2 separate regions of the Homo sapiens genome follow, and region 2 is linked to region 1. A link is an interaction called in ENCODE POLR2A ChIA-PET data of the cell type or tissue named here. Cell type or tissue: HepG2. All regions are shown on one strand. Links, peaks and the distances in the headings refer to the core of each region. The heading gives the core; the rest is flanking DNA. Region 1 has its middle 4.7 kb from the start of MIR124-3. Region 2 overlaps TAF4 (TATA-box binding protein associated factor 4).

Evidence for each region. ChIA-PET counts read pairs that join two places held together with the same protein. Peaks named below come from ENCODE experiments on the same cell type or tissue, not always from the same donor. Only the 100,000 strongest peaks of a DNase experiment are listed, where the experiment ranks them.
Region 2: POLR2A ChIA-PET joins it to region 1 with 7 read pairs; 1 of 35 experiments calls an interaction of 5 or more read pairs at or near these places.

What each region holds. Positions count from the first base shown.
Region 1 is chr20:63,171,625-63,176,000 of GRCh38, reverse strand. No RefSeq gene overlaps it. Among named protein-coding and RNA genes, the nearest start is that of MIR124-3, 4.7 kb to the left of the region's middle. RefSeq lists enhancers at 1,155-1,729, 2,306-2,880, 2,881-3,457. In HepG2, for the core only: a CTCF peak has its summit at 3,085 (motif pointing right); DNase peaks (open chromatin) are centred at 2,020 and 3,080; H3K27me3 peaks cover 3,957 bases.
Region 2 is chr20:62,040,872-62,045,247 of GRCh38, reverse strand. All of the region lies in intron 1 of TAF4 (TATA-box binding protein associated factor 4), which reads left to right. Among named protein-coding and RNA genes, the nearest start is that of MIR3195, 22 kb to the left of the region's middle. In HepG2, for the core only: no CTCF peak of the experiment used is centred there; DNase peaks (open chromatin) are centred at 1,697 and 1,997; H3K4me3 peaks cover 1,494 bases.

The DNA.
Region 1 (4,376 bases), core at 302-4,301:
GTCCCCCACCCTTAGCTTCCTGGACGGGTCCAGGACGCCTCGGGATTCCAGCTCCTTGGAGCTTGTTCCCATTCTAAGGGGAAAGACTCCTTAGCACCCCCCATCGGTACCTTGGCTTCGGGGACCCCAAATCTTTCTTTGGGTCTCTTTTCCGTACAGGACCGGCTCCACCTGGGGCAGGGTGGATCGCCGCCCCTGGCAGACCTGTTCCCTCACCTGGCGGAGCACCTTCGTCCTTCCCACTTTACCTTTGGCGGAGGGCTCTCTGGCAGGCCGGGGTGGGTAAGGTGGAAGGCTGGGGGTCGCCCCCTTCCCTTGGGTCACCCTAGATTTTTGTACATCCCTAGAAGAACCCGGCCCCTCTTGGAGTCCTGAGTAGCGATCGGGGTCCCCGGCTCCCCACTTCCACCCCCGGTGTGCAGCGGCCCCCAGCCAGGCGGGCTGGGGGAAGGGCCGTCCAGGGCTTGGGGGCGGAGCCGGCCGGTAGGAGCCGCGCGGGAAGGGGAGCCCGCCTGCAGCCTCTGCCCCGCCCGCCCCGCAGAGTCCGCTCCGGTGGGGACCTTTTCGGTGGCCCCGCGAGCTTCGTAGGTTTCATAAAAGTCAACTTACTGCTGCCGGGCCCGGGCTGGGGTCTGTGCTTCCCCCGCTCCGCGGGGGCCTAGTCTCGCCTTGCCCGGCGCCTTCTCTCCGCCGCCGCCCACGCCGCCGCCTCTCCGGAGCACACGGATAATTTGTTTGTGGATTTGTTTATTTGCCAGCTCCGGGGACAGTGGGGGAGTGAAAAGGGGCGCGAAGGTGGGGGCGGCGGCGCTGCCGGGCCAGCTCGGGCTCCCGGTTCCCGGCGGCCGCCTCGGTGCGCACAAAGGCCGGCGCGCAGCGGGGCCGGCAACTTCGCTACGGGTCAGGTGGCTCCGGCGGGGGCGGGAGCGGGAGGAGGGGAGGAAACACGGGCCGAGACCCCCACCCCCTCCCCCTCCCTCTTGTCCGCCATCCGTGAAAGCCTCCGAATAGCGTGGGATTAAACAAATCAACAGAACCCGTGGAGAACCCCTCCCTTTCCGCTCCTTCTCCCTCGTCACCACCCGCTCCTCCTCTGCGGGAGGCCTGTCATTCCTCCAGAAAGAGGAAAGGCCGCGGCCCACATCTGGGAACAGCTGGCTCACCACCTCTTGACCCTTGACCCTCGCCTCCTTTGGAGTCTGCTGCAGACCACCCCCCACCCAGCCCCTGCAGCATGCGGAGGTGGGGAGGATGTGGAAGGCCAGATGGAGGTGCCCACAGTACAGATGTGGGTGGCAGAGGGGGTGGGGACCCTTGCCTCCCAGTGGCCCACAGCTTCCCAGTTCCAGCTGGGGTGGTCAAAGGAGCTCAGAGGCCCCCACCCAGTGCCTCACCCAGGGATGGCGGAGACTTCTGTCTGGCTCTGCAGCAAGGCCTGGGTCCCCCTCCCACCCAGCATCTGTGACTGTGACCCCAAACATCTCCCCTGTGGGTAAGGGGGCCTCCCATTCCTCCCACGCCAGGCTTAACCTCCAGAGGTGGGCAGATGCTTGGTGCCATGAGGAGCAGGGGCCCCCGAAGGCCCATCCCACCTAGCAGGGGCCCTCTTCCACCCCCAGGAGCTCCAGGGACACTGCCAGGCAGCTTGATCCCCAGGACTAGGGGGTGGGAGTGCAAACATGGCAACTGGCCCCACGCACAAACTCAGAGGCAAGGTGCAGGGAGCAGGGAGACTCCATCTGCAGGTGCTCCCTCCACACCTGTCCCCTGGGCTTGGGTCTGGACGAGGCCAGTCGTGGGGCCCCGTGCCTGGTGGGGAGAGGGAGGGCCTCTCCTGGTCTTGCTCCTCCTCACCCTTTGTAGCGGGTGGCAGGGACCCCGCCTGCCTGAGCGCTGAGGGTGGGAGTGCAGCAACCGACCACAAAGACCTCGATTGTCAGCCCGCCCAGGCGCACAATAGGGTGGGGATAGCACAGGGCCTGGGGCCTCCGCATGGAAATGAGGCCACGGCCCCTTTCTCTCTGCTCCCGGCCTGGCCCCCTCCTCCCTGGCCCCAGTGAGAAGGAATACATAGACCTTGGACTGACCGTCCCAGAGGCGGAACTCCTTGTGGGTCCCGCCAGAGCTACTGGGCTGAGAGCTGGGCAGAATAGAGGCCAGGTAAGCACTGCGCCTGGGCGGGCAGGGAGGCGGGAGCCAGTGTGGAGCGAGGGGAGCTGGGTGCCTGGCCCATGGCGGGAATAGGCCTTTTGTTCCCCAGGGGCCAATATTTCAGCCTGAGGTGCGAACCTGGCCAGTCCCAGCCTCCCTGGCCATGCACTGTTGCTGGGGAATTGGGGATATGGAGCCTGGGCCAGCAGCCCCCGGCCCCCGCCCCTTGCCCAGGGCTGGCCCCCTCTACAGGGCGCCTCTTGGCTTTGGGCAGCTGCCTCCTTCCCATTGCCTCCAAGCCTAGCCTAGGGTCCTAGAGGGTGTGTTGCGGGGAGGGTAGGGAGGCTGGCCCCTGCTGGCCCCACCTAGGGATCTTGGTGTCAGCAAATTACCCTGGAGGAGTGAGGGGTGAGCAGCTTGCCCCAGCACTGCTCTCTTCTCTAGAAAGATGGAGGAGTTTGAGAGCAGGAGCTTCGAGAAGGCTCTGGGGCCTTGTGGCCTCGACTCCTCCAGCGGGAACCCCTCCTGCTTGGCTTTGGGGCCACCCCAGGCATGCAGCAGGACACCCATTTAGGGCACTTTCCTTTTGAACCTGGGCCTCAGGACCACCCAGAACAGACCTACGCAGAGCTGGGGCAGGGTCTCTCCCAGCCCTGGGTCCCCCTCCATGGGACCCAGCAAAGTTGGATGCGGCCAGCGTGGCCACAGGGTGAGGGCTCTTTGTCCCTGAGTCCACATGGGGTGGGGACTCTGTGTGGCCTCCTCAGTTACAGCCTGACCTCTAAGTGGGAGCAGGCGGCATCTGACAGGGCGCCCTCTCCTTCCTCAGGCCCTCAGGTGTCCCCCATGGAGCCCCCTCCTGGTCACAAGGGCGGGACTTGGCTCAATGCCCCTCCCCCTATGTTCTCAGCGGCCCCAGCACTCAGGACCCCACCAGAGGGAGCTCCACCACAGAGGCGCTTGTGGGGCCCAGCTGGCCCAGGCACCAATCCTCCAAAGGTGGAGCTCCCTCAGAAGTGGCTTGGCTCGGGGTGCAGAGAACAAGGCCATCCTTGGCTGGGCTGACAGCTGCTGGATGGCCTGCAGCTCATGGTCCCGGGGTAGGGCTGGAACGGCCCTTGTTCTGTCCCTCCCTCCAGGACACATCTGCCAGTCCTTTCTCAGGGTTCAGGTCCCCATCACTCTCTCAGCACCTGCCCCTGGGTCTCTGTGTCTCTCCCCTGGTCTCTGTCTCTTTCCTGTCTCTGAGTCTCTCCCCTGGTCTCTGTGTTTTTGCCAGTCTCTGTGTCTCTCCCGTGTCTCTGTGTCTCTCCCCCTGGTCTCTGTGTCCCCCCCAGTCTCTGTGCCCCCCCCTGGTTTCTGTGTCTCTCCCCTGGTCTCTGTGTCTCTCCCCTGGTCACTGTCTCTCCCCTGGTCTCTGTCTCTCCCCGGTCTCTGTCTCTCCCCTGTCTCTGTGTCTCCCCTGGTTTCTGTGTCTCTCCCCTCGTCTCTTTCTCTCTCCTGTCTCTGAGTCTCTCCCATGTCTCTGTGTCTCTCCTGTGTCTCTGTGTCTCTCTCCCTGGTCTCTGTCCTCCCAGTCTCTGTGTCTCCCCCCGTCTCTGTCTCTTTCCTGGTCTCTGTGTCTCTCCCCTGGTCTCTGTCTCCCCCTGTCTCTGTGTCTTTCCCCTGGTCTCTGTCTCTCTCTTTGGTCTCTGTGTCTCTCCCTTGGTCTCTGTGTCTCTCCCCGGTCTCTGTCTCTCCCCTGGTCTCTGTCTCTCCCCTGGTCACTGTCTCTTCCCTGGTCTCTGTCTCTCCCCTGGTCGCTGTCTCTTCCCTGGTCTCTGTCTCTGTCTCTCCCCGGTCTCTGTGTCTCCCCTGTCTCTGCATCTCTCCTTCTGGCCTCTATGATTCTCCTCATCTCTGAATGTCTCTCCCATAGGTCTATGTGTTGCCATCTCGCCTTTTCTTGGTTCTCTCTCATCGCTGCACCATCTTCCTCCTCAACTTCCTCTTGCTCATCTCCATCTCTTTCCATTTACCTCTCAGGAATGACTCCAGCAAGAAAGGAGGGCCATCAAAGGGACTTCTCAGGCTGCTGTCTGCTTTTAGGGACATGGGTATTCTCTTACCTCACTCTTGGGGGATGCCCCCTCCACCGCTAAGTCAAATGCCACAGGAGTGTGCCATGCTGGGAAGAAACTGGAGCGTCCACCCCAGGCCATTGCCCTAGGGCCGCCTACCTCCCT
Region 2 (4,376 bases), core at 152-4,151, 1.1 Mb after region 1:
CAGGAGGTGCGGGACGGTTGTCCCTGTGACAGTCCTGAGCGGGGAGCATCCCGATGGGATTCCGTTTGAGCGGCATGGCTTTGCGAGTTCTCTTCCTGCAGTGTGGCTAGACTGTCTCTCCCTACCTGAGGTTATTTACCTACTCACCTGTGTTTTCATGTCGGCGTTGTGAGTTTTCTTTTCCTTGTAGTCACTAATCTGTCCAGGATTAATTTTCATGTGTCACTCAAGGTGGCCTCTTTTCTCCCCCTGGGCTGAGTGGCTTGTCCATTGCCATGTCGGACTGCTCCCTGTGCCCATGGGTCTCCTCCTGGCCTTCGCTCCATCCTGTTTGGTGCCTCTGGTGCAAGACATCAGCCTCATCCTGTATTTCCTGTCCCAGGCCTGTCTCTTCCCGGAGGAGCCTTGGAATGGCATTTAGAGGAAAATGACTCTCGAGCAGTTTCGGCAGCGCTGGGGGTGCTGGTCATGCTGGTCACATTTTTAACACAGCACATTCTCCCCCTCCTGTAAATTCTGTGAAATTGTATTTTTATCTCTTCTCTTGCACAGAAAAGCTTAGATCCTAGTAACATAAACATATTTACTTACTTGGCTTCTGCTACCCTATACTTAAACACAGATTCAGAATTACAACAATAACATGAGAGTAAAGTTTAAGGTTTCTTTGCACTCTTTGTCTTTAGAATTTATTCTTTAAGGATGTTAGATCAGTACTGTGTTCAAAACTCCACTGAAATGATCCTTTTTTGTGTTGGTTATGTTACCAATTTGATACACAATTTAGTTATGTTTTGGTTTGTTTTCAATTTTACTTTTTTTGTTTCATTTTGTATTTTGAGGGTATAAAACATTTATGTGGTTCAAAATACACATACTCGCATGCATACACACATATATTCTTTTTCTCCTATTATAACTAATGTAGCATATACGCTAATTTTTACCTTGACATTTTTTCTTAATATAATCTGGAGATCATCTCTGGTAGCATTTTATTTTAATTGAAAAACTTGAAGTTTTATGTGTAGTACACTCAGGAAATTACTCTGAATAGTGATGCTTTTCTGCATAATTCAAGCACTAAAACTTAAAAAAAATAATTTTGGAAGGAAATAGTTTAAAAAATACATATATTTTTCTCTGCCAAGGCAAAAAGCATATAATAAGCACAAGTTAGCTCTGCCTGGGAATATTGGGCTGGAGACAGGGGAGGCTCAGTCTTAAGGGAAGGCCAGGCAGGGTGGTCTTTGCATTGGTGGGAGGCTGAAGCCTGGGTTAGCTAACGGGCCCTGCCTCTGTGTCTTCCCGTCCAGCCTGCAGTGGGCTTAGAAATACTTCCTGGAATTATGTGTAAACCAGGTACAGTCGCGCGCCACTTAGTGATGGGGATACATTCTAGAAACGCATCATTAGGCAATGTCATCGTTGTGCGAGCATCGTGGAATATACTAACACAAACCTGGATGGCACAGCCTGCTACACTCTTAGGCTGTGTGGTGCGGCCCCTGGCTCCTGGGCTGTAAACCTGCATGGCTTGTGACGTGTACAGTTGTAACACGATAGTGAGTTTGTGTATCTAAACATAGAAAAGGTACAGTAAAACTAGGGGATAAAAGATGAAAAATGGTGCATCTGTGTAGGGCACTCACCATGAATGGCGCTTGCAGGACTGGGTGTTGCTCTGCGGGAGTCTGAGAGGCCTGGGACATGACTGTGCTGCTGTAGGCTCTGGGGCACTCTATGCTTAGGGTATGCTTAGGGACTATGGAATTTATAAAAACACAGTTTTCTTTCTTCAGTAATAACCTTGACTTACTATAACTTTATAAACTTAACTTTTTCAAACTTTTTGACTCTTTTGTAGTAACACTTAGCTTAAAACACAAACACATTATACAGCTGTGCAAAAAAATACTTTCTTTGTATCCTTATTCTGTAAGCTCTGTCACCCAGGCTGGAGTGCAGTGACGCAATCATGGCTTACTGCAGCCTTGACCTCCTGGGCTCAGGAGATCCTCCCACCTCAGGCTCCCGGATAGCTGGAACTACAGGCAGGCGTGGCCACCATGCCGGGCTAATTTTTGTATTTTTTTGTAGGTTTCACCGTGTTGCCCAGACTGGTCTTGGACTCCTGGGCTCTAGCGATCTGCCTGTCTTAGCCTCCAGAAATGCTGGGTTTACAGACGTGTGCCACCACGCCCAGCGAGCTTTTTTCCATTTTTAAAATTATTTATTACTTTTTAAACTTACTTGTTAGAAACAAGACACAAGCACACGTTAGCCTAGGCCTACAGAGTCAGGATCATCCACATCACTGCCCTCCACCTCCAAGTCCCGTCTCCCTGCAGTCTTCAGGGGCAGTAACACACATGGAGCCGTCATCCCTATGATATCAGTACCTTCTTCTGGACTCTTCCTGAAGGACCTGCCTGAGGCTGCTTTACAGTTAACTGTAAGTTTTAATAAGTAGATGCAGTATATTTCTGAAACAGTGATGGGAAGTAGAATGTAGTGAATATGTAAACCAGTAACATTGTTGCTAATTATCATTGAAACAGGAGAGTTCCCTGACCCGCTCTGGGTACTTGCAACAGGGGCTGTGGCTCATTTGCTGGAAGGGGAGCGTGCAGGGGAGCGTGCAGACGGGCAGGTGCAGGAGCCCGGGTGAGCCCTTTTGGGCTCCCGCCCCACAGTAGCACCTAGGGGTAGATTACAATGAATGCTCTTTTAGCAGTTGCCATTCTCAGATGGCTAAGTGTTAACCAGCTCAGCAGAGAGTCAGGCGACAGCCTTTTTCCCCCTGCCCTCTCGGTACCCGAGTCCTTGTGCGGTGTCCAGGAAGAATCAGGTCACACGGACTTGAAGGATGGCATTTGTGGGGATTTTATTGAGTGATGGAGGTGGCCTTCAGTGAGATGGATGAGCTGGCAAGGGGATGGAGTGAGAAGATGATCTTCCTCTGGAGTTCAGCCGTCCCGCAGCCGATCTCCTCCTGGACGGTGCCCAGCCAAACCCCTCTCGACATTCAGACGCTCCTTCTCTTTTCTCCTTCTCTGCTGCGCCACTTTGCTCTCGTCAGTGGAGCTTGGGGTTTATATGGGCACCAGATAGGGGCGTGGCAGGCCAGATTAGTCTTGGAAAAGGCAACATTTGGGCGCGGAAACAGGAATGCCTGTTCCCATTTAGGGCTGCAGGTGTCCAGGCTTGAGGGTGGGGCCTTTGCTGGGAAATTGCCCTCTTCTACCCAGTATTTCCTTGCCTCCTGTCTGTATCATTAGCCAGTATTCTGTATGCTACAGAATTGTATGTGGGAGGGTTTTTTTTTTTTAGGAGATAGGGCCTCACTCTGTCACTCAGGCTGGAGTGCAGTGGTGCCTTGAACTCCTGGGCTCATGTGATCCTCCTGCCTTGGCCTCCCCTAAGTAGCTGCAACTACAGCCACTGTGCCTGGCTGATGTTTCAATTTTTTTTTTTTTTAGAGAGAAGGGCTCTTGCTTTGTTGCCCAGGCTGGTCTTAAACTCCTGGCCTGAGGCAGTCTTCCCATCTCACCCGCTCAAAGTGGTGAGCTACTGCACCTGGTCAGTGTGCCATACTTTTCTTTTTTCTTTTTTTTTTGAGATGGATTCTCGCTCTGTTGCCCAGGCTGGAGTGCAGTGGCGCAATTTCGGCTCACTGCAACCTCTGCCTCCCGGGTTCAAGCAATTCTCCTGTCTCAGCCTCCCAAGTAGCTGGGACTGCAGGCGTATGCTACCACGCCTGGCTGATTTTTTGTATTTTTAGTAGAGATGGGGTTTCACCCTGTTAGCCAGGATGGTCTTGATGGGACCAGCGTCATGTATGCCGTCTGTTATTGCCAGGAGCATCATGATGTGAGGCGTGGCTGTACGTGGAGGCTGACAGTTTGAGGGTAGGGGCTCTCCTTTAAATAGAGGTTAACATGCATAAAAATTCTTGGAGGGGACATAATTTATATACAATAAAATGTCCCCCTTGTAAGTGCACAGATTGAGGATGTCTACCCCCATTTCGTTCAGCCCCCCAGAGGGTCTGCTTGTGCCCTCTGCTGTCGGCCCACAGCCCTGGACGGGAAGGTGTTCTCTGGGCCGCCTCTCGCCGTCGGTGTGGATCTGTCCTTTGGAGCGCTCAGGTCGCTGAAACCCCAGTTGTGTGCTCCCTGGTGTCCGGCTTCCTACTCAGAGTACTTGGAGGGGCATCGTGTGCAACACGTGTCCACAGTTTGTTATTTTTATGGGGAATGGTTTCTGTTTGGATGTACGCTATACATTTGCCAGCTGAGGAGTCTGGCATGTTTCCAGTTTTTGGCTATTACGAATAAAGCTTCTTTTTGAACATTTGTGTTCAAGCCTTTGTG